3 separate regions of the Homo sapiens genome follow, and regions 1 and 3 are each linked to region 2. Evidence: chromatin loops called from intact Hi-C (ENCODE). Cell type or tissue: IMR-90. All regions are shown on one strand. Links, peaks and the distances in the headings refer to the core of each region. The heading gives the core; the rest is flanking DNA.

Region 1 (8,468 bases), core at 1,758-6,757, 120 kb after region 2:
AGCACTTTGGGAGGCCGAGGTGGGTGGATCACGAGGTTGGGAGATCAAGACCATCCTGGACAACATGGTGAAACCCTGTCTCTACTAAAAATACAAAAAATTAGCTGGGCGCGGCAGTGCGCACCTGTATTCCCAGCTACTTGGGAGGCTGAGGCAGGAGAATTGCCTGAACCCCGGAGGCAGAGGAAGCAGCAAGCTGAAATTGCACCACTGCACTCCAGCCTGGGTGACAGAGCGAGACTCCATCTCAAAATAAATAAATAAATAAATAAAATAACAGAAGCTGGTGAGGTTGTGGAGGAAAAGAAATGCTTACACATTGTTGGTGGAAGTGTAAATTAACTCAACCGTTGTAGAAGACAGTGTGACAATACCTCAAAAACATAATGACAGAAATACCATTTGATCTAGCAATATTATTACTGGGTATATACCCAAAGGAATATTAATCATTACATTATAAGGATACATGCATGTGTATTTTTATTCCAACATTATTCACAATAGCAAAGACATAGAATCGACCGAAATGTCCATCAATGACAGACTGGATAAATAAAATGTGGTATATATAAACCATGGAATACAATACAGCCATTAAATAAAAAAAGGAGATCATATTCGTTGCAGGGACATGGACGGAGCTGGAGGCCATTATCCTTAGCAAACGAACACAGGAAATTGACAGTGGAGTGTGGGAGGGGGGAGAGGATCAGAAAAAAATAAATATTGGGTACTAGGCTTAGTAGATGGGTGACAAAATAACCTGTACAACAAAGCCCTATGACACGAGTTTACCTATATAACAAACCTGCACATGGACCTTTGAATTTAAAAAAAAAAAAGTTTAGAAAAAAATCCAAAACCTTACCCCCCCAAAAAATAGTTTCAAATATTTTCCATTACACTAGTAGTATACTGTGAATTTACTGGTGGTAGTAATTTTCTGAAAGGGCAAGGTCGGTTTCAACAGAGAAAACAAACAGTTCGCCCTTTCTTCAGAATTTTGTACATGCAACAAAAGAAAGGTACCTGAAAAAATGAAGGCGCTAGAATTTTTAAAAATAAAAAAAAATGTCTTCTTGTGGGACAGAGGTACCCTTTTTCACTAACTTTCCTACCAGACTGAGAAAATTACCAAAGAAGTTTCTAATATAGCTGGGATAAATTATTGGGCATTTTAGAGTTATGGTTATCTCAGAGCAGGTCTGTGCCCTAGGAATGAGCAGTGGAGATAGTTAATCTACTCATTTCTTGTGTGTAGATAGCATTCCAGAAGCTAATCATGCCCTCAGCTGTCACCTGTAGGAAAGAGATAGACTATATCCACTACATTTGTATTCAGCCTCCTAGGCTGTTTAAATTTTTTTTTTTAAGTTAAAGGCATTCCCTATTCTATAGAAAATTATGTTTACAGTAAAGCAGAGGATTTAATGCTGCTCATTTTCTCCTAAAGACCCCCAGAAATAGTCTTTTTGCCACCACTATGGCAATCAGTTCATGCATTTTATGAGCAAATGCAATGCTCTGGTTTTGCAGAATCAGAAAATCACAGACATTTTCTCTGATGAAACACGGACAGTGAAGACAGTGTAAGTGCAAACTCTGGATTCAGAATTCAGAACCTGGCCCCATCGGCTTACCTGCTGTGGGATCTTGGGAAAGTTCTTTAATCTTGCACTCTTTCTCTTCATCATAAAATTGGGATAATAAGAGCATCTATTTCATAGGATTGTTTTAAGGGTTAAATGAGTTTAGAAGCACTTAGAGTAGTAAATAACAAACAGTATGTTTTCTCAAAACATGAAACATTATTTTCACAAACATTCATGTCCACTATTACATAGCATTTTAACGAGTAAATATACAATCATTGACTTTGCCATTTAATATCCCTATTTTATGAATTTCCTTGTAATTAGATTAACTCCGTTTGATTTATTAGTTATATTCGCCTTGTGGTATATCAGAATTAATCAGAAACAAAGTACTCAAATTGCAAAAATAATTGTGTTTCCTTTTTTAGCTCTTTTATCTATTTTATTATATATATTCTCCTTGGTTTCTTTTCAAACACACAAACAGAAATAAAGTAATCTTAATCAAGAGAGCCCTCTAGACAGTCTATCTGAAAAATGTTCCTTTTGTCCAAAATATTAGTAAATTAATAGTGCCATGACAATAAAATATTACCATAACAGTAGTCAATGTAATATTTTCAGTGAGTCACTTTACCTTAATCTTGTAGAATAATATAAACTCCAGTTACAAAAAATCAAAATTTTCTCTCATTGAAGACAGAGAACTTGCCAAAAATATTATCTTAAAAACCATTGGTTAGACATAAGGTAATGGGGATGTGGACAAACTTCATCTACCTGAAACATTAATCTATGAACATTTGTTCTATAGGCACACCACTTTAGTAAATTATTATACAATGTTAATTTACATAAAAAGCTGTATATTTAGTAATCGTGTGTATTTCAGAATTTATTAGGTTTCCATCTTTATACTTGAGAAAAAGATTACAAGTTTTCTCCTAACAGGCCAGATATAGTAGAGTTTTAGGAAGGATGCCTCAACAGAGTTTTTGAGCTGAACACTCCTGGTGAGTCAATAAGAGTACATGTTTTGTCTGTAACCCAGTTATACAGTGAGGGCATATAAAGTGGAGGACTAGGCAAATGTCTGTAAGTTTTATAAATTTAGACAAGTAATAGGTTTTCTCAACTAAAAGATTTGTCTACAGATTACTAAAACTGTTTTTTTCAATGTTTGGATCACTTTGCCTTGTTAGTTCAGTTTACATGAGTTACATTAAATAGACTGGGATAGACTCAGCCAGATCCTATCAACCATATTAACTGGACATTGACCAGTATCAACAATTATACTGACCTCCACCACATATTTCCACTGGGTTGTGCTCTAGTAATCTAACCTAAAATAAAAATAATAAGAGCCAGACACAATACATTGTCATCTCCTTCCCCATGTATGATTTAAAAGAGAAAGAATGAGAAAATATTTAAGAATCCCACAGTTACTATAGCCAGGTATGAGGTTTAGGAGACATAAAGAATGATCCCATAAGTAGAATCTGAGGCTTTCATGCTATTTTCTCCCCCTCACAGGAAAAGATGGCACTAAAAAGATTCTATCCATTGTTCTTAAGCTATGAGTATGTTCTTAAGCTGAATCCATAAGACAGGCTGTCTCTCTCCTCATTGTGCCCAGTGGAAGGGAACATATATTGTGTGGAAATGCTGAAAGTCTCTTTGATGAGAAATTATGCCTTCTTACTCTTTCTGCTTTGTAAGCATTCATATAAATTATATATGTAAAATACCTTGTATACTGGAAATTGCTGAACGAAAGCATTGAATATATAAAGTGAAAGACCAACAAATTCTGCCCTAAGGACAGTAAAACAAAGGGTAAGAACATTCCTCTCACTTTTCTGGAAAAGTCTCTCCTTAGTCCATATAAGGAGTTAGTATCTGTGCTAAATACCCTTTTATTGACCATCCCCCCTTGCCATATGCGGGCCTAGAACTGTTTATATAATTGAAAATTCCCACCTTTAGACGGACAACTAGGAGTGATTCTGTTAACTTGCTTGGTCTGAATTTAGTAAGCGCTGGTGAAAAAATATTTTTTAATGTGGATCCCTTGGAACACTGGGGAATTGTAACTAGGTTTTACTTTTATATTGGGAGATGCCAATGTAACAGATTAAACATGTTAATTTACTTCTGAAGATACGCAAAACCATTGTTCACAACCAGTGTCATAGTCACATTATGTACTTGCTGAGGCTTGACCAGACAGAGGAGCATAAACCAAGCTCATCCAAAGACAAACTGGAAGAAGGGAATAGAATTGCTAAAAGACTTTTGAGTCATCTTCAGCAGCTTCTCCCTTGTGTTCAGCTGGAAGAAGTCCAAATCCTATTGCAATAAACTCACACATAAACATGAAACCCAAGCAGATGAGAAGATGCCTTTAATTCCTGAGAAGTTGTGCTGACAACTCACAATGATGCAATGCTTGGCAGCGAACTCTGAAGACATCTCTAAGTACTAGTTCTAGTTAGCCAAGGATCTTTGGCTATAAGCAACAGAAAGAGAGACAATGACACGTAAGCAAAACAGTTTTATTGTTTTTTCTTATGAACTCAAACTTACTATAATGACTTGGGTAGCATAAGAAATGAAACATAAAGAGGTAGGCTCAAAAAGAGTGAAATAATAGGAGGATTATATCATTTTTGAAGACATATGCTACAGGGAGTAGTTTGATTAATATACTACGTTTTGGGGCCATCGATGTTGGCATGAATTCACTGTGCTTGTTTCTGTACTTATTTCACTGAGGATTCAAAGTCTTAGAAAAGAAGAAGAGCCCAGCTAGGCTCACTTAGGTGAAATGAAAACCATTTATCCAGGGTCGGGCAAGATATCTTTTTTGGTAATCTCATCAAAACTGAAGTCAAATATTTTTGATCTTTTCAAAAGGATATCAGGGGACTTCTACTAGAACAATGGGAGTAGATAATGGAAAATAAGCCAACAAAAATCCATTATAACAACTATCTATCCAAAGTTTCCTTTGATTAATCAATGTATCTATAAGGGGTACTAAGGCTACCTAATATACTCAAATTATCCTGCAAATATTTCTTATGTATTGCTGATGGCCCAATATGCTGTTTTGCCAAATTCCTCAAACTTGGCAAGACTCAGCGCCAAACTCTGAGGACCATGCCATTTTTATTGAGGCTTGGTTTTGTCTCTGTTAGTAGAAATCCAGAGTAGACTTTACCCTAGACCATGGTCCTTAGTCCTAATGTGTGATCTGGTGTCTCACCTGGATGGCTATGGTGTTAACAAGATCTGTTTATTCGGCATGGTCCAGAACTGCATTATCTTTCAGCATTACTTTATTTGTTCTTTTATCTCTATTCTGTCCCTAACCCAATAGCAGTAACTCCCTAGTAAGCATCTAAAGTCTAGCCACTGCCAAATAATTGCTTTTAACTTCCTTCCACAGACTTCTAGATTTGTTTTCTCTGTGAAACTCCCTTCTCTTTAGTACCTTGCCCTGCAGTTTTGAGACATTTCAGCAGCCTAGAACTCTACCCTCTGCCATCTAAGCTCAGTAGGACCACCATTTTCTGCTTGTATTCCATATCTGAAACATTCTAGAAACTGTTCCTATGCAGAAAGATGGGACAAAATAGGAACTTTACGAGTTTTCTATGAGTTTTCTCAGGGATTGTTGTCATGTACTGCTTGTTGTCTGGTGTCTGAAAACAGTTACTTCACATATTTTTATTTTATTATTTTTTAAATTTTAATTTAATTTTATTCATTTTTTGAGACGGAGTCTTTCTCTGCTGCCCAGGCTGGAGTGCAATGACGTGATCTCGGCTCACTGCAACCTCTGCCTCCTGGGTTCAAGCTATTCTCCTTCCTCAGCCTCCCAAGTAGTTGGGACTACAGGTGCCTGTCACCATGCCTAGCTAATTTGTTTATTTTTTAGTAGAGACAAGGTTTCACCATGTTGGTCAGGCTGGTCTCGAACTCCTGACCTCAGGTGATTCACCTGCCTCAGCCTCCCAAAGTGCTGGGATTATAGGCGTGAGCCACCGTGCCCGGACCCAAATATTGTTAATGAGTTTTAGATATTGACAACAGAAAAGCTGGTCCAGTACCAATTATTCTATAGTGGCCAGAAACCCAGCAATATATAATAACATTGTAAGCTCCAAAACATAAATATTCCTTGCATATTTTAGTAACAATTTAGAAAATCTTGAGAATATCATATTTCTGGAGGCCATGTATAGAGAAGATTACCCTAAAAGGTAATCAAGTTAATATACAGAGGATTCAGAATACTGGTTAGCACAGGTGGACAAGGCAGGATTTCAACCTGCCTGGTCAGAAAACATAGGTAGATTTGAGTTATTGCCAAGATATTACCTTGTGAGTTGGATGGCAGTTTCATAGATGCTTACTGTATTATTAAAGTAGACAAACAAAAAAAGATAAATCAATAAAAATGGACCTTGCATCTATGATTGATAAAATTGCATTATGAACAAAACAGTATAACTTCTCCAATTCTCTTCTTGTGAAGGCATTTTTAAAAATTGCTTATAAACTGGACCACAGGAGTTGTCTTTTCTTTTTTTCCTAACAAAGGCAAAAACAAGACAAAAACTACTACATATAAGTTACTTTATGGGTAAATATGGGGCATTTTCTGAGAGATACTGAGATGCTCTCTGAGTAACGGGAAACTCTTGTATTCTTCCATAAAGCTGAGCCCTAAAAAAACCACTTTAGATGACTCAAAATATTTTCAGTTGTGCTCAGCATTCAGGGATGAAATTTTATGACTGTTTAAGAAAGGAGCACTATATAATAGCCTCAAATTAGAAATAACCCGACTTCTAATAAGTATTAAAATAGATAAATAATATGTAGTAGATTTATACAATGTAATGCTTGCAGCAATTAAAAATGAGCTACTACTAAATGGAACAACATAAGCAAATTCTGTAAACATAATATTGAGCAAAGCAACCAGCCACATAAGAACACATATTAACTATATGATTCCACGTTGTGGTGGTTAATTCTGAGGGTCAACCTGATTGGGTTGATGGATACAAAGTATTAATCCTGGGTGTGTCTGTGTGGGTGTTGCCAAAAGAGATTAACATTTGAGTCTGGCACATTTGACCAATTGGAGATGTGCTTTCTGGCCCTGAGCTCTCTTTCTATTGAGCCAACTTGTCTAGAATAAAATATATGAGTCCAAACTTTTCTTGTGCTCCAAAGTGATTTATCACAGATCAGAAACTTCAGTTTGACAAATTTTTAACTGTCAAAGTGTCTGCTTTCTCTGTAGATGACATTCCATTATACCCATGCACAACAAGTCATCTTGTCAAGAGGTTAACTGAAGTCAAATCATGACTTGCTTTAATTACTTGGCCTCTAATAGAAAAGAAAGGCCCCTTGTTAGTACATAATTTGATGTCTTACTGAGTAAAGCAAGAATGTTTTTTGGGAAGATTTAAGCCAAGATGCACTTACTCAAAGATATAATACTTGGAAATAATAAGTTAACACTAGCACAGCATCTACTACACTTTACATATCACATTAATCTGTATTTAATCAGCAGAAAAGAACCACTATACGTATTATGGAACTAAAATTAGAGCTTATGTAAATGGGGAGAGGTCTGGGCAAATGAAAATATGAGAAATCACACTTGGAGGGTTGCATAAATGGTCACTATACAGTCCAAAGCACTGCATTTGGAGAAGAAAGCCACCAGTCATGAGTACATCTGCATAGTACCAAGACCAAGGAGGCGAACTTGTAAAGAGATGTGGAAGCCTACCACTTCTGACTACCACAGCCTTCAAAAATAGTAGCTTCTGCCTCACTTTGTCTGTTGATGTCACATGACTTCCTCTCATTCGAAAATTCAAAACTGGCCTGTATGGCAAAGGGGATTCTGGAAAGTATAGTTTCTAGTCTTAATAGGAGTGATGGTTGTGATGGTTAATTTCATGTGTCAACTTGACTGAGCTAAGGGATGCCCAGATAGCTAATAAAATATTATTTCTGGGTGTGTCTCTGAGAGTGTTTCTGGAAAAAATTACCATTTAAATCAGTAGACTTAGTAGAGATCCCCCTACCAATTTGGGTGGGCATCATCTGATATATTTTTGGCCTTAACAGAACACAAAGGCAAAATGATGATTTTTTTACCCCTAATAATAATATCCCATGGAAACAAATGTCTCATTCTCATTCTCTCTCTCTCTTTCTTCCCCTCTCTGCTCTCTGCTTGAGCTGGGTCATTCATCTTCTCTTTCCCTCAGACATCAGTGTTTCTAGCTCTTGGGTCTTTGAACTTGGACTGGGACCTATATTGTTGACTTCCTGAGTTCTCAGACCACAGGTTTTCCTGGGCGTCCAGCATGCAGACAGCAAATCATAGGAGTTCTCAGTCTCCTTACTTGCATAAGACAATTTTTCATAATAAATCTATTTCCCATTGGTTCTGTATCTCTGGAGAACCTTAACTAATACAAAAAGGGTTGGTGGTGATGTTGCCATGTGGACAGCATTCATTCACCCATTCTGGTACACTGCCCTCTGTCACTTTAGCATTTTTATTTCCTTTTATTCATATTTAGGTTCTAAATAAAATGAACAATATCCTGCTTCTGCTTCATATGATGCCACTATCTCATACACAACTGTATCTTTTCCACATACAGCTGAAGACAAATTAATCTCTCCCTGAAAGAGGAAGCACTAATCTAATGGATTCTGTCCATCTTTGGAGAAACTTATTGCTCTTCCAATTGAGTTTTACTCCGGCTTTGATATTCTAATACTTAGATACTGAGATGTGGGTTGAAATGTGATTGT
Region 2 (8,468 bases), core at 1,108-6,107:
TTTTGATAAAGGAGCCAAGACCATGCAATGGAGAAAGGATAATTTCTTCAACAAAAGATGTTGAGATGAAAGGATATTCACACGCAAAATAATAAACTTAGACTCCTACCTCACACCATATACAAAAATTAACTCAAAATGATTGTTATCTCATATAACAGCTAATGCCATGAAACGCTTAGAAGAAAATATAGAGGAAAATCTTCATGGCTTTGGATTTGATAATGGATTTTAAAGACATCAAAAACACAAGCAACAAGAGAAAAAATAGATAAATTTGACTACATCAAAATTAAAAAATTTGTGTATCAAAGGATTATCAAGAAAGTGAAGACAGCCTTCCAAATGAGAAAACTATTTGCACACCATACCTCTGATAGAGTTCTAGTATTTAGAATATAAAATAACTCACAATTCAACAACAAAAAGATAGACAATTCATGTAAAAAAATGAGCAAAGGAATTTAATAGGCATTTCTCCAAAGAAGATATACAAATGGTGAACAAGCACATGAAAAGATGTTCAACATCATTAGTCATCAGGGAAGTGTAAATCAAAATCACAATGAGATATCACTTCACATACATTAGAAGGACTACTATCAAAACACACAAAAATAAGTGTTGGCAAAGATACAGAGATATCAAAACACTTGTGTATTACTGGTAATAATGTAAAGTGGTTCAACCAATGTGTAAAACAGTTTGGCAGTTCCTCAAAAAGTTAAGCATAGAATTACCATACGGCTAAGGGATTCCATCCCTAGCTATATATCCAAAATAATTAAAAGAAATTACTGACATAAGTACATGTGCATGCATGTTTTTAGTAACAATATTCACCATAAATAAAAGGTAAAAAAACAGCCCAAATGTTCATCACTGGATGAATGGATAAACACATGGTGGTATATGAAAACAATGGAATTATTCAACCATAAAAAGGAATAAAGTACTGATGCATGCTGCAATAGAGATAAACTTGCAACACAGCATGCTAAATAAAAGAAGCTGAACACAAGAGGGGGACACCATCACAGATTGGTTCTGAATGGCTGAAGCCCATCTGCCCATGCCTTCCATCTGAGATGGATATATGGCTCTTTTCAGGCCAGGGATACCCAAAGATATGTTTGTTCATGGTTTATGAATAACAATTCTAACAATAAAGCTTGTTTTTACTCTCTACGTCATTGGAGCACTTTACCCTCTCTTCCTCTGGATAGTGAATATGTGGATGTGAGATCCAAAACGTATATAAGCATCTTTCTACCACAGAAAAGCCAGTCAGATGAGAAAGTGAAAAAATTGAGAAGAGAGCTGCTAAATTATTTGCAGAAAAATGAGATAGGAATCTATTCAATCTGATCCTTAATCTCTCACCTTACCTCTGGATTATCCAGCTAAATGGGTCAATGCATTTCCTTTATTATTAAAACCAGTATTAGTTTATTTCCTGCTCTTTTCAAAAAGTAAGATACCAATTGGTACAGAGAAAATCTTCTTCAGGTAGTTCTACTTTTTGTGTATACATAGGACCTACCAAACATTTAAGATCAAAAGAGGATATATAATATTTTCGAATCTATTAATAGAATTACTTAGCCTGGTAGGTACAATGTGTGAGATTAAAATGACATTTAAGAAAGACTACAAAATCACATGGTCAAAAACTAAGGCAGGTTATTGGCCTAAGTACACCTTGTGATAATTTGTTAAATTTAGTAAGATAAAATAACCTCAATTGAATGACTGACCAGGGTTACCAACTGTGTTTATGCTTGACCTTTCTATGGGGTTTATCATCAGGAGTTTTATAGATGAAGGTTCCTGGTGTTTGACCTTCCTAAATCCAACCAAATTCTCCTCACTCATCTAAGAAAAGTCTGGATATTTTGAGTGTGGTGACTGGAAGGCTAACACTAACCATGTTTGCAATATGATGTGTGCTTTTGAGAAATATTTACCTTCATATGCTCAAAGAACCACTTGCTAAACAGGATAAAATAATTTATTTATAACATACAATGTGTGTGTAATTACATATGAAATGATAACGTGAAATCAGTTGTGAGGGTCTATAGTAATGTATACACATAATAACTTTGAGGAAGCAATAACAATTATTTAGCCTGTAGTTTTTGCCAAATGTTCTTATCCCATGAGGTAATGCCTTTATCTGATTCCCCATAATTCATGTGTTGAAAACTTAGCCCCCAATGTAACTGTTTTAGGAGGATAGGAGGTGCTTAGGTCATGAGGGCTCTGCTCTCATGAGTGGATTAATGCCCCTATAAAAAAGGTGTGGAAATGAGTTCACTGTCTTCTGCCATATAGGGACACAGCATTTGTTTCCTTTTGCCCTCTAGCCTTCCACCATATGAGGATGCACAAGAAGGCCCTCACAAGATGCCAGCACCTGCAAACTTCCTAGCTCCAGAACCATTAGAAATACATTTCTATTCATCATAAGCTAGGGTCCAGTTTTGGTGGCTTATGTCTTTAATCCCAGCACTTTGAGAGGCTGAGGCAGGATTATCCCTTGAAGCCAGGAGTTTGATACAGTCTGAGCAGCATAGAGAGGCCTCATCTCTACAATATATATATATATAACGATAAAAATAAATTAACCAGGAACCTGTAGCCCTACCTACATGGAGTACCATCATCCTTTGTTCAGTCCAACAGGGATCGAGGTCAGTGACATAGGAGTTCAAGGCTGCAATGAGCTATGCTCACACTGCTGCGTTCCAGCTTGGGTATATGTTAGAGAGAGAGATATATATATAAAATCTCTCTCTATATATAATATATAATAGCTCTTGCATAATATATATCTATTTATAATATATACTCTCTATTGTAATATATAATATATATAATCTCTATGTATAATGTATAATACATATACATATAACAAATATATTATACATAGATATTTTATATATATATAATACAGTCTGTAGTATTCTGCTATATAACATATATATTATACATAGATATATATATATATATATAATACAGTCTGTAGTATTCTGCTATAGTAGCATAAAATGGACTAAAACAGACAGGTACTATAATAATAGTTGTTATATATATATATAAAAACATGGAAACAAACTTTAAGCAATTGCATCATTTGCAATACTGGGCATCTGTTGCATTTTCCTTTCTAACACTCCTCAACTCACACTTCTTTCCTTAGGATAATAACAACATTTTGATTTTCCCTGGGGGAATGAAACCAACAGCATTCTGTGTGGCTTAGGGGAAGATGGTGCCACCTGTCTTTAGCATTAGGCCTGTAACCCAGGCCTGACTTAGTCAGCATTAATACAACACAGGCTACAGTGATTGGTGTAGGGGTGGGTACATGACTAAATTCTAGGGGTACTTTCAAGCTGCCATAAACAAATGAAATACATTTTTTTCTGCTGAGACTGCTCACAGTGAAGATGATGTACACAGAAGAAAACACAAGAAACAGAGACCAATTGCTGATCACATCCTTTCAGCCCTTGGATGTAGTCATGCCCAAAGCATTTTTATCCGCAACCTCCCCTTTAACTGTGTCCACATATTTTCTTAAGCTGTTTGAATTGGACTTCTGCCTCTTTCTTGCATACAAGATTGTCCTGACTAATAGATTCACTCAAGGCAAGAAGTTAGTCAGTGAGAATTGGGATTTGAAGTGAGGTACTGTTTTCAAGTGACTATATACATCAGAAACCATACATGTCACAGCTTTCTTACCAAAGCTTCTTTGCTGAAATTTCAACCTGCAGGTCCTGAGTTAGGAAATTATCTTGCCAATTTGCATGGGCCAAGAGGAGAGCTAAATGTTAAGAAATGTGTTTAGTTTTCTATTCCCCTGGGTTGACTCTGGATTATAATTAATTGTAGCTTTGGGCTAATTTGTTGCCTAATATTCTTGTATAAAACTGTAAGTGCCATATTAGATTTAACTAGGAGAAGCAGGGGGTTGTCTTCCGGCAAGCCAGAGTTGTAGGAATGATGCAAATGAGCAGTCACATAAGAATGCCATGTTTGTCTTCCTCATTGCTGCTTTCCCTGCAGGGTAACTCTTACTAATTTAGTAATTAGTGGTAGGAAGCTTGAAAATCTGCAAGCTAATTTACACATAAGCAAACTATGTTTAAAATGACATTAACTCACTGTGTTTTGGTATGTGGCCTGACACACAGCCGTTTCATCCCCTTGGCTATATCCCCTGTGGTGCTTTGAAATGGGAAATAATATTAGGGTCTAGCTTGGAAAAAGAGACACATAAAGGGGGAGGATGTCAAGACAGAAATAGTTCTCTTTGGTGCAGCTAAAATCCTAATGGGCTATATCACTGATTGTAGAAGGTATTAACAGTCAAGCACTAAACAGTAATGATGATATTTCATCTCAACTATTGAGTGTTTCAGGCACTGCTGTAAATACTCTCTCTATATTATCACATTTACTCCTTTAAAAAGCCCAATATTATCCCCATATTATGGATAAGAAAACAGTTGTTCAAGGAGCTTAACTAACTTGTCTAAGCTCACACATTTACCAAAAGCAGGGTCAAGATTCCTATGTAGGCCTAACATTTTAATTACATAGTGTGCTGGCTACTATAATACTAGACTTATGCAGAGAAATTTTTGATACGGGATGTCATCAACATTGGCAGTATAGTCAACCCTATTATAATAAAGCTTATTATTATCTCAAATCCTATAGGCAAGCAAACATCTTCATATCAATTTTTCAAAAACTCACTTTTCTATTTGTGTTCACAGCAAAGTCCTTTAAAGAGCTTCTTTCTCCGTAGCTTCAACCCCTCTTTTCTCCTTCACCTATTCCAATAGGACTTTTGTCCTAATAATAAAAGGGCTCTTATTAAGGTTATCAATGATCTTTAACTTGTCCTCTTCCTTATCCTTCCTGTCAACTTCGTTTGACATAGCAGATCCCTTTCTTCTTAAAGCTCTTTCTTCGCTTGGCTTCCAGGTATCACTCCCTCCTCTCCTGGCTCCTTCAAGGACTTATCAATTTCCTTTGCTGACTTTTTTCTTAAGTCTTAAGCATTAAGCATTGGAGTGCCACCCTGGGCTCGATCCTTAGACCTCTTCTCCTCCTCTTTTACACTCTGTTCCTTAACACCTGTCAGCTCAGTCCTTGACACGTGTTTCAAATCCAATTATTTCTCACATCTCCTGCCACATTCCTTGCCTCAGCCACCAGCTCTCTTGCCTGGACTCTTGCTGTAGCTCCTTCACTAATATTTCCTTTTTTCTTTATTCCCCTAAGATCCATTCCCCCCATAGTCGCTAGAGTGAGCTTCTTAAGGTGCACATCAAATTGCAGGTTTTCTCATTAAGATTCTCCAATGCCTTTCCATTGCACATAGAATTCAATCCAAACTCCATTTCATGGTGAACAAGGGTTATTTTAGATTTGCACATCTTTCTCTCTCTTATATTATTTTTCATGGCTGTCGCCTTTGCTTCCTGCATTATTGCCATACTGGCCTTATTTGCTCGTCCTCAAATACTACATGTTTATTTTCAAACCATGCTCTTTTGCACAGCTAGTTCCTACATTCAAGTTCTGTGTCCTTAGGTTTTCACATAGCAGAAAGTTTGTTATCATTCAGATCTGTTCTTAAATGTCACTTCTTCAGAGACTGTCCCTGTAACCCAATTAAAGATCTTCCAGCTTTCACCTAAACTCTCTAATTTCTTACCCTGCTTGATTTTCTTTATTGCAATGCTTCTATCCAAAATTGTATACATATTTACTTGTTAATTGTCTGTTTTCTCCCCTGGAACTCTATCGTCTTCTCCTCTGTGAGAGCAAGAACTTTGCTATTCACTACAGTTTCTTCAGAGCATAGAATGATAGTAAAAATTTAAATAATTATTAAAATTAAGAAATGAATACTTTTTAATAAAAAAAATTTATATGTGTTTCATAATCAGGACTTCCTCCAATCCAGAATTCCCTGCTTATCTCATCTATTGTAGATTTCTCTCCCTTCTGAACCACGACATTTTCATCAACCTTCCTAGACTATACTTTCATTTCTTTCCTCCATTAATAGTACATATTATAGTGCAGGGATAAATGAATGATGGATGAAGCAAACATTTTATGCCATAAATAAATATTCATTAACTTCTTAAGGTAACTCAGGAGGAGGGGAGGACAAAGAAGGCAGAATAAAAGGAAATATACCCTGGGTTAAATTTGATCATTTTGTGAATTTCTCAATTTGATTTAAAGGTTTTCAGGGCTGTTAAATGTTTTTTATTAGGAAATTTGTAACATTATGTGATTACATGATAAGTAGTGAAAGATAATTCTGTTATTAACAAGGAGTGTGGCTATGGAAAGAAAGAAATTATAGGCAGGGAATACAGGTTGTAAATTATTGTCACAAAAAGAGGTCTAACCCCAGAACTAAAACATAGCTGAACAGAATGAAAATGGAAAATGAAGATTAAGTCAAGCCATCTTAGGGGTAAATTGTGCAGGACTTTGTGAATAACTGGATATGTGTACTATGAATAGAAGACATTGAAGGAAGCTCTGGGTTTCCAACCTAGAAATTTGATTCCTGTTAATCTAGACAGAAGACACATAAGAGGTTATGGAGGGGAGTCTTTTTGGTACAGAAATTCAGCCTGACTTAGTTTATATACACATAGGGGAAATTGTTTCAAGGACACTGAATTTGGTGGGCAGAATAATCGTTCTCCAAAAATGTCCCTGTCCTCATTCCCAGAACTTATGGATATATTCCCTGGCAAAAGAGACTTTGCAGATGTGATTATAGGTAAGGACCTTGACATGAGATTATCTGGGTGGGCCCAACCTAATCACATGAGTCCTTGAAAGCAAAAACCTTTCTCAGCTGAGGTTAGAAAGAAGGGTAACATTGCTAGTTTTGAGGATGGAGGAAATGGCCACTAGCCACAGAAAACATAGAGCCTCTAGAATAGAGGGAGGGATTAGATTCTTTTCTAAAGCCCACAAAAAGGAATGCAGCCCTGCAGATACCTTGATTTTTGCCCAGTGAGATCTTGTCAGATTTCCAATGTGGAGAATTTCTTTAGGAAGCCCAAATATAGGAAAGAGATTGGACCTCAAGAATAGCTACAGTCTAGACTTAAAACAGGATTATTTTTTCACACACCTCTATGAATGTGTACTTCATCCTTTTTCCTCCGGAGATGGAATTTCTCTACTTTGTCAATTGTTAACTATGAACAATGGCTGCTGACCGTTCAGCAGCCTGTGTGTTTTATCTATTAGATTAATTTCCTATTTACCTATTAGATCAATTAACCAAGGAGAGACTGCTTCTCTTTCTTGACCTTATTTCTAAAACTTTTGTACAAGAACTATAATTGCCTTTGCTTTGAGCAATCAGCTGTGGTCAGGAGGAGAGGTTATTAGAGATAACAGGACAGCACCCAAAGATGGAGATTTTTCTCCATGTGGATGGAGAAAAATTTGGGAGAGTCTGTCTCAAGAAGAAGAAGAGAAATGAGAACTGAACATAGCAGCAATGAAGTAACATGGAAGGTCACAGAGTTAATGATTGAAATTGCTTCTTTTTGCATACATGAAATCAGTCAGTCCATAGGTACTTATGAAATGTCTGCTTTGTGCCAAGCACTGAGATAGTCACTATGTATGTTGTTAAGCATAACCAGCAATATCAATGTCTACACTAAGCTTATATTGATACTGGAAAAGGCAGTGATTTAACTGGTGTTTACCAAAATAAGGAAGTAATTATAACTGTGTAAATGGCTGTGAAGAAATGCAAGTTTTAAAAGATATATCTAATTGGGGTGGGAGGGTGACTCAGAGAAATTAAACCTACCTCATATAATGTATGCATTAGGGAACCATTTAAGTTGAGATCTAAGGATAAGAAGGAGTTGACCAGACAAAAAAAATGGGGGGTTTCAGGCAGAGGAAACAGCTTATGTGATGTTATAAAGATAGGAAGAAATGTGCAGGTTTTTTGTTGTTGTTGCTGGCTTTTTTTTTTTTTTTTTTTGGATGGAGTCTCACTCTGTCTCCAGGCTGGAGTGCAGTGGCGCAATCTCGGCTCACTGAAACCTCTCCTTCCCAGGTTCAGGTGATTACCCTGCCTCAGCCTCCTGAGTCACTGGGACTACAGGCACCTGCCACCATGCCCGGCTAATTTTTTTGTATTTTTAGTAGAGACAGGGTTTCACCATGTTGGCCAGGATGGTCTTGATCTCTTGACCTTGAGATCCACCCGCCTTGCCCTGAAACGTGCAGTTTTATAGAAACTAAATGACAGTCAGTGTAGCTGATATTGAAGCAATGAGGACTCAGTAGTGTCAGAGGTTACCAGCAAGATAAGGGCCAGGACATGTCCTTATCAGGTTGTAATGAATCAGATTAAAATTTGGGGTTTTATTAGAAGGCAA
Region 3 (8,468 bases), core at 1,758-6,757, 550 kb after region 2:
GTCTGGCTCATAAATACCTTGAAGACACGATTCTCATTCATTTCCTTGTCAACCAGCAGAATAGAGATCACCCAAAGGACCTAGAGCAGGTGGAATCACAAGATAAAAGGAGCCTGGATGTATAAATGACTATGGAAGAGAGCTCCACCACCACCAACCACATGCAACCATCATTCACCAATGAGAAATAAATGTATATCGCATTGCATTTTACATGTTTCGTTGCTCTTGTCATAGCACTCAGCCTTTCTTGACTAATAGAATTGCCTATTGTTATTCCTTTATCACATATTATCTGTTTTTTAAAAAGAGAGAATTTTATTTCAAAATATGAAGAATGGAGAGGCGTAAAAAGTTCAGGACTTGAAATCCACTGTAGAAAATCTACACCTTGATAATATATGAGTCCATGGGTCATTTATCTATCTAGAATGTATATTATCCCACATCTTTGTTTCTTTATATTCCACATTCTGGCTCCAGGCTACAGAGGTTAATTTCAATACAGCTAAATGTATTTATTCAGCTTACAGACACAGATTCCTCATATTCCCTCTTACACTGACCAGTGAACATCGTTTTCTTACATTTACTAAATCACTTAGGCCATAAATACCAAAGTACCAGCTGAGAAAATCCAGGAGGAAACATTCTTTGGGAAAAAGAGAACTATTCAAAAGAAATGCTATTGCATAAAAAAAAAAGTTCCCCATAATGGTTCTGCAGTTCTGAAATGTCTACAGGAAAGTCATACCAAACAGGAATATATTTCCCAAGTTTTCCCCTTGAAGATCCTAGACATGAAAGAAAAATGCTCAATTTGAAGCATTGTTCATTTTGCAAAAAATATTATTTGTTACCAAAGGAAGGGAAAAGTAGAAGGATACCAAAAATGATTTTATATGTGTGTGTGAATATATATATACATATATGAAATTTTATGAGCTTTCAAGCAAAAAATTTATTCAAATATAAACCATGAAACACTTTCCACATGGTTTACTTTCTAAGGTTAGAACTTCCAACTGAAACTAGCTGGAATATTTTTCAGAGTGTTTTGAGTCTCCAGGGACCATAAGACATTAAATAACACTATCAAATGAATCTTTCTAAATATAGAGTTAAATGGCTCTCCCCTTACATTTGCATCATGCTCCACAATGAGTTTTCTGTGTAGGAAGGTATTATCATTCCCATCCCACAGGAGGGGATACTGTAATTCAGAGATATTAAAGGGTCTGTCCAAGGTTATCCGGATAGTGCTACAAGGCAATCCAAGTAATCCTCCACTAAGTAATCTGCAGACTTCAGTTTTCACATATGAATTTTCTAAAAATGTTCAAAGTGACAGCTACAATCAAGTTAATCAATGTAACAGTTACAGATGTGTCTATGAGAGAAAAAGGTAACCAATAGGATGCATTTGACCTAATCCCAGCTTGCATCATAGAAAAGAACAACTAAATAACCTGTGGGCAGTAGGTTAAACCCTAATCCGATAATTCCAGTGCAAATGCCAGAAATGTAAAATGTTTATCATTCCCCACCCTAAAAGCATACTTGTTTCAGGAAACAGTAAATAAAACAAATGTCTAGGCTAATAAAGTGATTTATAGCTTTTAGTGGTATGATTTAACCACCATATGTGTTCTTGAGAGACAGCTATATAACAAATATTTATATACATATTTAAATACCATTTCCCATTTATTTTCATTATTCTATTTGAAGTATAATTCTTTAGAAAGAGAAGAGTGGCTAAGAGACCTTTTTATAAAATCACACAAATATAACAAAATTGTAAATAATTGTGCATTTAACAGAAAATTATACTTTCTTGAAAATGTATTAAGAACAGTCCAAAGAAAATACAAAGTAGGAACTCAGAGTAAGAACTAAAAGACATTTCAACCTGTTTCACTGTGTAATTTTTATGCTCAATTGAACAAACACAACAACAAAACCACAAAAGAGTTGGAAATGCCTTTCTGTCCTACATCGGTTTGCCAAATGTGCTTAGAATATTCTCTATCAGTAAGCGTGCCAGCAGAAAACAGATTTCACCCCAGAAGACTCAAATGAAGACACTTTAATAAAAGTGCTATTTATGAAGGTATAGTCAGGGTTAACAGAATGAAAAGGGAATGATAAAACTAGGTAAATCTTTCTTTTCATATTAAAAAAAAAGAAAAGGAAAAGGAGAGCAAAACATTGAAATAGTAAAGTCCATTTTATGTATTACAATTAGCACCTCAATTTTGTTTTGATGTTTTGGCAGGTAAGGTTAAAGAAGGCTATGAAAGCTATGTTTGGTTACATCATCTTTCTCAGTGTCATCATCACCATCATCATCCTCATCATTATTCTCTTAAAAATATTTCCTATTCATTGAGTGCCAAGGGCCTGGTGAAATCATATAGTATATATAGCCTTTTAAAATTGGCTTATTTCACTTGGTAATATACAATTAAGGTTTACAGAATTGCTTGAATGTCTTGCCAACAATAAATATTCAACAAAAGTTAACCATCATTACTATTATTATCAGCATTATTATTTTATAAATGTTCCATTTCCCTAGGGGATCAAAAAGAAGATCATACATTTTTCTAGAATCATGAAAGTCTTTGCTAGTTCCCTCTGTCATATTTACTTCCTCAGCAACTTTTACTTCCAAGTTTCTTGTTTGTTTGTTTATTTGTTTGTTTGTTTTTTGAGATGGAGTCAGTCTTGCTCTGTTGCCTAGGCTGGAATGCAGTGGCACAATCTCAGCTCACTGTAACATTTGCCTCCCCAGTCTCAAGCAATTCTCCTGCCTCAGGCTTTCGAGTAGCTGGGACTACAGGCACAAACTACCCTGCCCAGATAATTTTTTGTATTTTCAGTAGAGACGGGGTTTCAGTATGTTGGCCAGGCTGGTCTTGAACTCCTGACTTCAAGTGATCCACCCACCTTAGCCTCCCAAAGTGCTGGGATTATAGGCCTGAGCCACCACGGCTGGCCCCAACTTTTTTGTAACATGCATTTCACTCTTAATATACTTGCCCAGTCCTCTACTTTCCTCGAAACTGACAGCTTTTTGAGGACACAGACCACTTGTACTCCCTGTCTGCTACCCTATTCCAAGTATTTAGCAAAGTGCCTGGCGGGTGGCAGGTGCTCCTCGAACATCTACAAAGTGAAGAATGTTTGGCATGGTGGCCTGAATTGAAGGTACAAAAAGATGCAGTGACACAGCCTTGGGGGAATGAACAGGAGGGAAAGGCTGTTATGAGACCATATTCCCTGGAGTAGAATAATGGTGAAGACTCACTACAGTTTCACGGCACACAGACCCAGGGACTCAAGTATTTTCTACAGGGAGACTCTTCATTTGCATTATTCCCCAATTTCAACTCATAGTAAGTAAAATTTCTTCATAGCAGGGAAGGTCTTAAATGAATTTAGATAATATATTTAAATATGTTACTCAAATATGTAAAATTTAATATCTAACCATTAACTTTGGGAATTGCTGTTACTTACTGAAGTCCAATTCAGATCAGAGTTAATTTCACCCTAATTTTCTTTTACATGCAAAAAAATTTTGCCTATCCACAGTTCTACCTAGAATAAAATCAGCACTGCAGTATATGAGTCTTCCTCAGGATTTACTCCACATAAAAGAAAACAGAGTTGTTATTTTTAAAATTTATATTTCTTCTCTGACTCATTTCCAAAGTATTCAAAGCATCTCTTTTTGTTCCGGCACATTTTTCTCTTTATGTTATTTTTATTTTAAACTAATGGTTATGATACTTCATTGACGTCACTATAGCAAAAAGATTAAGAGAAAGCTTTCTTCTAACTAAAATATTTCTTTAACCCACTACAAAACTCTTAAAGCTAGATACTAATATGTCCTGTAATTAAGAAATGAGCTTCCCAATAGGATTTATTTTCATAGATTTAGATTCAATGCCAAGAAGCTACAGTTTAAACTGTCACAGTGCCCAATAGTAAAAACTTGCAAATCCTCAGAGACCAATTTTAAATAAATTTGTATTTCAGAAAAAAATAAAGTGCAATGAAGATATCCTTCTATTCCTTCTGTTACCCTCACTTCCACCCAAAGTAAGGCAGACACGGAAAGAGAAAGTGAGCGGGTAGAAAAGAAAGAGAAAGAGAGAGAGAGAGAGAGAGAGAGCACATTAATATCCAAAAAACATTACACTTGGTTTTGCTGTGAGAACTTTGACGTGGTTTTTCTGGCTAGGCCTGCTCCTCTGAAGTCCAAAGCAGTTACAATTCCATTCCCTAGGGTGCCTGCAGTTAACTTAAGAGTGAGAAAAAGAATGAATGACAAGGTCAGGGGTCCTGATTAGATTCTTCTCCGCTGCCCTGAAGGACTAAGGATGACTGCAGAAGGCAGGAAAAATCCTTCCTGTTGATTCAAAAGAAACGGAAGTTCAGTGGATTCAAGCAGCTCTTAAATGTAATAGTTAACAGCACAGGTTTTGGAATGAGACCCCGTATTAGTTGTGTGAATTTGGGTATTTCACATAATCTCTCTGAGCCTCATTCTCTTCAGCGTAAAATACAGAGGATGATTCTTCCTCTCACTAGACTGTGCATGTCAATGTAAAAAGCACCGTGGCACTCAACACATTTTTATTTTTGTTTTTGTTTTTTTTTAATTATACTGCCTTCAGCTAATCTTCTAAGAATCCTCTGGAAAGAGGACAGGGGAGGTCAGGAAACTCCCAAATTGTCTTAATTTGGGACACAATGAAACAGATCAACTGCACTTACAAGGACCTTGAACTGAGGAAACGAGATTTTACTTAGAATACACAAAATCGAAGTGAAGAAATTCGATTAACAACAATAAACCTGGTAAATGGGAGGATCAATGAAATTCTGTTTTATCCTAATTAATGTCACGTGTCTTTCTAAGAAAATCAGAGACAATAACCCCTACCGCCAAAAAAGATGTAATAGAGAGTATAGCTTCTGACAGCCTAGACTGCAGAAGCGTGGGGTTTAGAGGAAAGTTTTAAAATCACATTCACTATTTTGTTTATCTGATACATTTTTATTAAGTACCGGGGATATAATAGTGAATCAAAATGACATGGCCTTTGCTTCAAGGCTCTTACATTCAAATGGGGGAAGAGAGTGATAAATATGTAGTTGTACAAATAAAAAAATGTAAAGATACTGTAACCACTCTAAGATAAAAGTGTGGTATATTAATAGGTATTCTAGTTTAGATTGAGAAAGCCTCTCTGGGGAAAGGCAATTATATTCTTTCCTTCCTTCCTTCCTTCCTTCCTTGGCATGGGCTCTCCCAAGGCTAATCTTGTGATAAAAGCCTATGCATGAATAGTTTATTAAGGAGCAGGTATGAGAGACATGGTAAGAGAAAGAGAGCCAGTACAAGTTTACATTATCAAATTTGCCACTGCTCTACGAGACGGAAACTGCCTTTGCAAAAATGATAACTAAGGAAATTATGACAGTGAAAAAGATGAAACCTAACCAACTCCATCTTGCTTCTAACCTTTAATCTGTCCTTGTTCATTCCTGGGTGTAGGCCAAACTAACCTAGGGAAGAAATTTAGTGTATGGTTTGACTCTGAAACAAAATTGATAATGGCCCTTTCCGGAAAAGACCCTCTTCTTTCCTGGGGACCAGTCTGCCTTTGCAGGACTAACAAATTAGCTACAAGATGAGAAATTATGGTTTAGGGGTTATGCAGCCTCTGGCTGCAAGAGTCTGAACCTCCCAAATTGCTCCTGTGGATAATATCACTATTGTAAAACTTCAGATCAGTGCTTGAGATATTTTGCAGACTCTTCACTCAGTGAATCAGCTGACACCACACCCAGACTTATAATCTGACTCAACCAGTTCTGTGATCCCACCCAGGAACAGAAGACAGCAAGAAAACTTCACTTTGACCCCGTTTGATTCCATCTGCAACGTGACCAATCATCACTCCTCAATTCCCGAGCCCCTACTCACCAAATTATCTTTAAAAACCTGATCCCCAGATGCTGGAGACTGATTTGAGTAATAATAAAACTCCGGTCTCCCACACAGTCAACTCTGTGAATTACTCTTTTCCATGACAATTCCCCTGTTTTGACAAATTGGCTCTGTCTAGGCAGCAGGCAAGGTGAACCCACTGGGTGGTTACAAGACAAGTGGCTGCTTAGGCCACAGTGCCAGGTGAGAAGTCTTAGGAAATGCCTCTTTGAACCATCTTCTGAAAAAAGAACAGAAAAGGATTTTTCTATGGTCTTCTGTCCTACATTACTCAAAGGTTGCTCTGTATATGCTAACTTCCCCAAATCCTGGGTTGCACATACATGAGTGGCTAGTATTGAATGCCAATCAGGCATGCCCAGGCCTGCAGCAGAGAAGTCCCTGGGCAAAGCAAGAAGTATAGAGAATGGTTCCCAAACAAGGTACTGCCATTTGCACACAGATAAAGCTGTCCCCCAAACAGGAGCTAGAATTAGAAGAAAGGCCAAGAAAATCTGACATGGACCAGACAAGTGTTCTGATGTACCTCCTGTCTCTGAGACATCCTACATTCTAGTTCAGATTAGTCACTCAGTACGTTTTTATCATGTCTCTTTATTATACTGGCCTCAGCTAATCTGAGGCCAAAACTTGCTAGTGGTTCCCTGTTACCTGCCTAAAAAAGGGCCAAACACTTCAATATGAAGTCAGGGATTATCAACATTTGGAGAGTAGCTAGAGTCACAGGCGTCCCTGAAGAAAATCATAACTAATATACCTTGTGAAATATTTAAATGTGTCCAACAGTAGGGAAGTAGTTTGATAGATAATAATAAAATATAAAATAGCTATTAATAATGATACTTCAACAAAATCATAAAGGTAGAACTGCTCAGGATGTAACAGTAAGTACAAATGCAAAATTCCTATATTTTCATTCCTTCGTTCCCCCCCCTTCTTAACCCTCGTATATGTATGGGGGAAAGAGGCCCTTGGTAAAACGGAATAAAGATACAAACATGCTTATGTTGTTCTCTTTGCTTAAGTGTAGTTTTTCAAATTTTGTACCATAGGTTGGTTTTATTTTATAATTTAAAAATATTAACTTAAAATTATGATTATAAAAATGTAAAACATATTTCAATAGAATGAGAAGCCAGCTCTGAGTTGATGTCAGAAGAGAATCTGGGAGTCAAAAATATTGCTGCTCTAAGTTTATTCTTGGCCATTCTTTGTAAAATCATATAAGTTGGCCAGGTGCAGTGGCTCACACCTATAATCCCAGCACTTTGGGAGGCCAAGGCAGGCAGATCAAAAGGTCAAGAGATCGATCGAGAACATCCTGGCCAACATGGTGAAACCCCATCTCTAATAAAAATACAAAAATTAGCTGGGCATGGTGGTGCACACCTGTAGTCCCAGCTACTTGGGAGGCTGAGGCAGGAAAATCACTTGAACCCAGGGGGTGCAGGTTGCAGTGAACCGAGATCTCACCACTGTACTCCAGCCTAGCAACAGAGCGAGATTCTATCTCAAAAAAGAAAAAAATCACGTAAGTTTTTCTGCACTCTGGCATTGTCTCCTCATCTTAATCCCTAGGGAGCCAAACTCACTGAAGCAATAATCAGGTGCCAACAACTAAATTTCAGAAGGAAATGTCTCAGGGACTACAGTAAAAATTTTCAGTGCCAGCCTATTATTTGAGGCTATCACGTGTTTCACTTATATAACCTCAATAAATATTATGCTGATGTTCGTTCAGATTTAGAAGCTTTTTTCATCCTATTGCTACCAGCATATTTTCTGCACATTAATAAGCATCACATTTTATATGAAATATGACCCTCATTTTTAAACAAATTACAAAGCCACAAATTAGCTATTTGCTGAAGAATAGAGAAACTTAGAATTCTCATGTCTTTGCTTTTGCAACAAGCCCAAAAGAGATGAAGCTGATTATTTAACATGCCCCTTCCCGGCACACAAGCTCTTGTTAGTCAATAACTATTTTGCTGTCATTTTTTCTATGCTTCTGCAAATTTTAAACCTTTTCATTCATCCATTATTATTAGTTGATAAGATTAATTTGGTAGTATTTGGGCAGTCTGATCCTTATACTCAATTTTGAATATTTTGAATATATAATACTGTCCTATAATTACCTTCTAAAATCCTCAGAGGATTGGACAATGGACTGTTACATTCCCATAGTCTATTTTCCCCTTTTACCAATGAAAGCCAAAATACTTGTTTTTTTCTTTCTAGAGTTTTGTCCATTCCAAATAGAATTATATTTTTTCTTCTCTACATAAATCTAGGAATATTGCAACGGTTGCCAGGAGAAATAAATTACAGTGTTAGGCTGCAAATCTGTAGGTTTAAAGGTTCACCTTCCTTCAACATTATTTTAAAGGGAAAATACTATATTTCAGCCAGCAGAGAAGACAGGTTCTTGGTT

The links. A loop is a pair of places that touch in the nucleus more often than their neighbours do. Peaks named below come from ENCODE experiments on the same cell type or tissue, not always from the same donor. Only the 100,000 strongest peaks of a DNase experiment are listed, where the experiment ranks them.
Region 1: it touches region 2 in a loop (5-fold over the local background); 3 of 110 quality-filtered maps call a loop at or near these places.
Region 3: it touches region 2 in a loop (2.5-fold over the local background); 2 of 110 quality-filtered maps call a loop at or near these places.

Annotation. Positions count from the first base shown.
Region 1 is chr5:144,808,984-144,817,451 of GRCh38, forward strand. No RefSeq gene overlaps it. Among named protein-coding and RNA genes, the nearest start is that of KCTD16, 640 kb to the left of the region's middle. In IMR-90, for the core only: no CTCF peak of the experiment used is centred there; a DNase peak (open chromatin) is centred at 3,938.
Region 2 is chr5:144,694,626-144,703,093 of GRCh38, forward strand. No RefSeq gene overlaps it. Among named protein-coding and RNA genes, the nearest start is that of KCTD16, 530 kb to the left of the region's middle. In IMR-90, for the core only: a CTCF peak has its summit at 3,281; a DNase peak (open chromatin) is centred at 3,526; H3K27ac peaks cover 163 bases.
Region 3 is chr5:145,241,252-145,249,719 of GRCh38, forward strand. It overlaps a transcript of PRELID2 not described here. Among named protein-coding and RNA genes, the nearest start is that of PRELID2, 590 kb to the right of the region's middle. In IMR-90, for the core only: no CTCF peak of the experiment used is centred there; a DNase peak (open chromatin) is centred at 3,770; H3K27ac peaks cover 1,155 bases.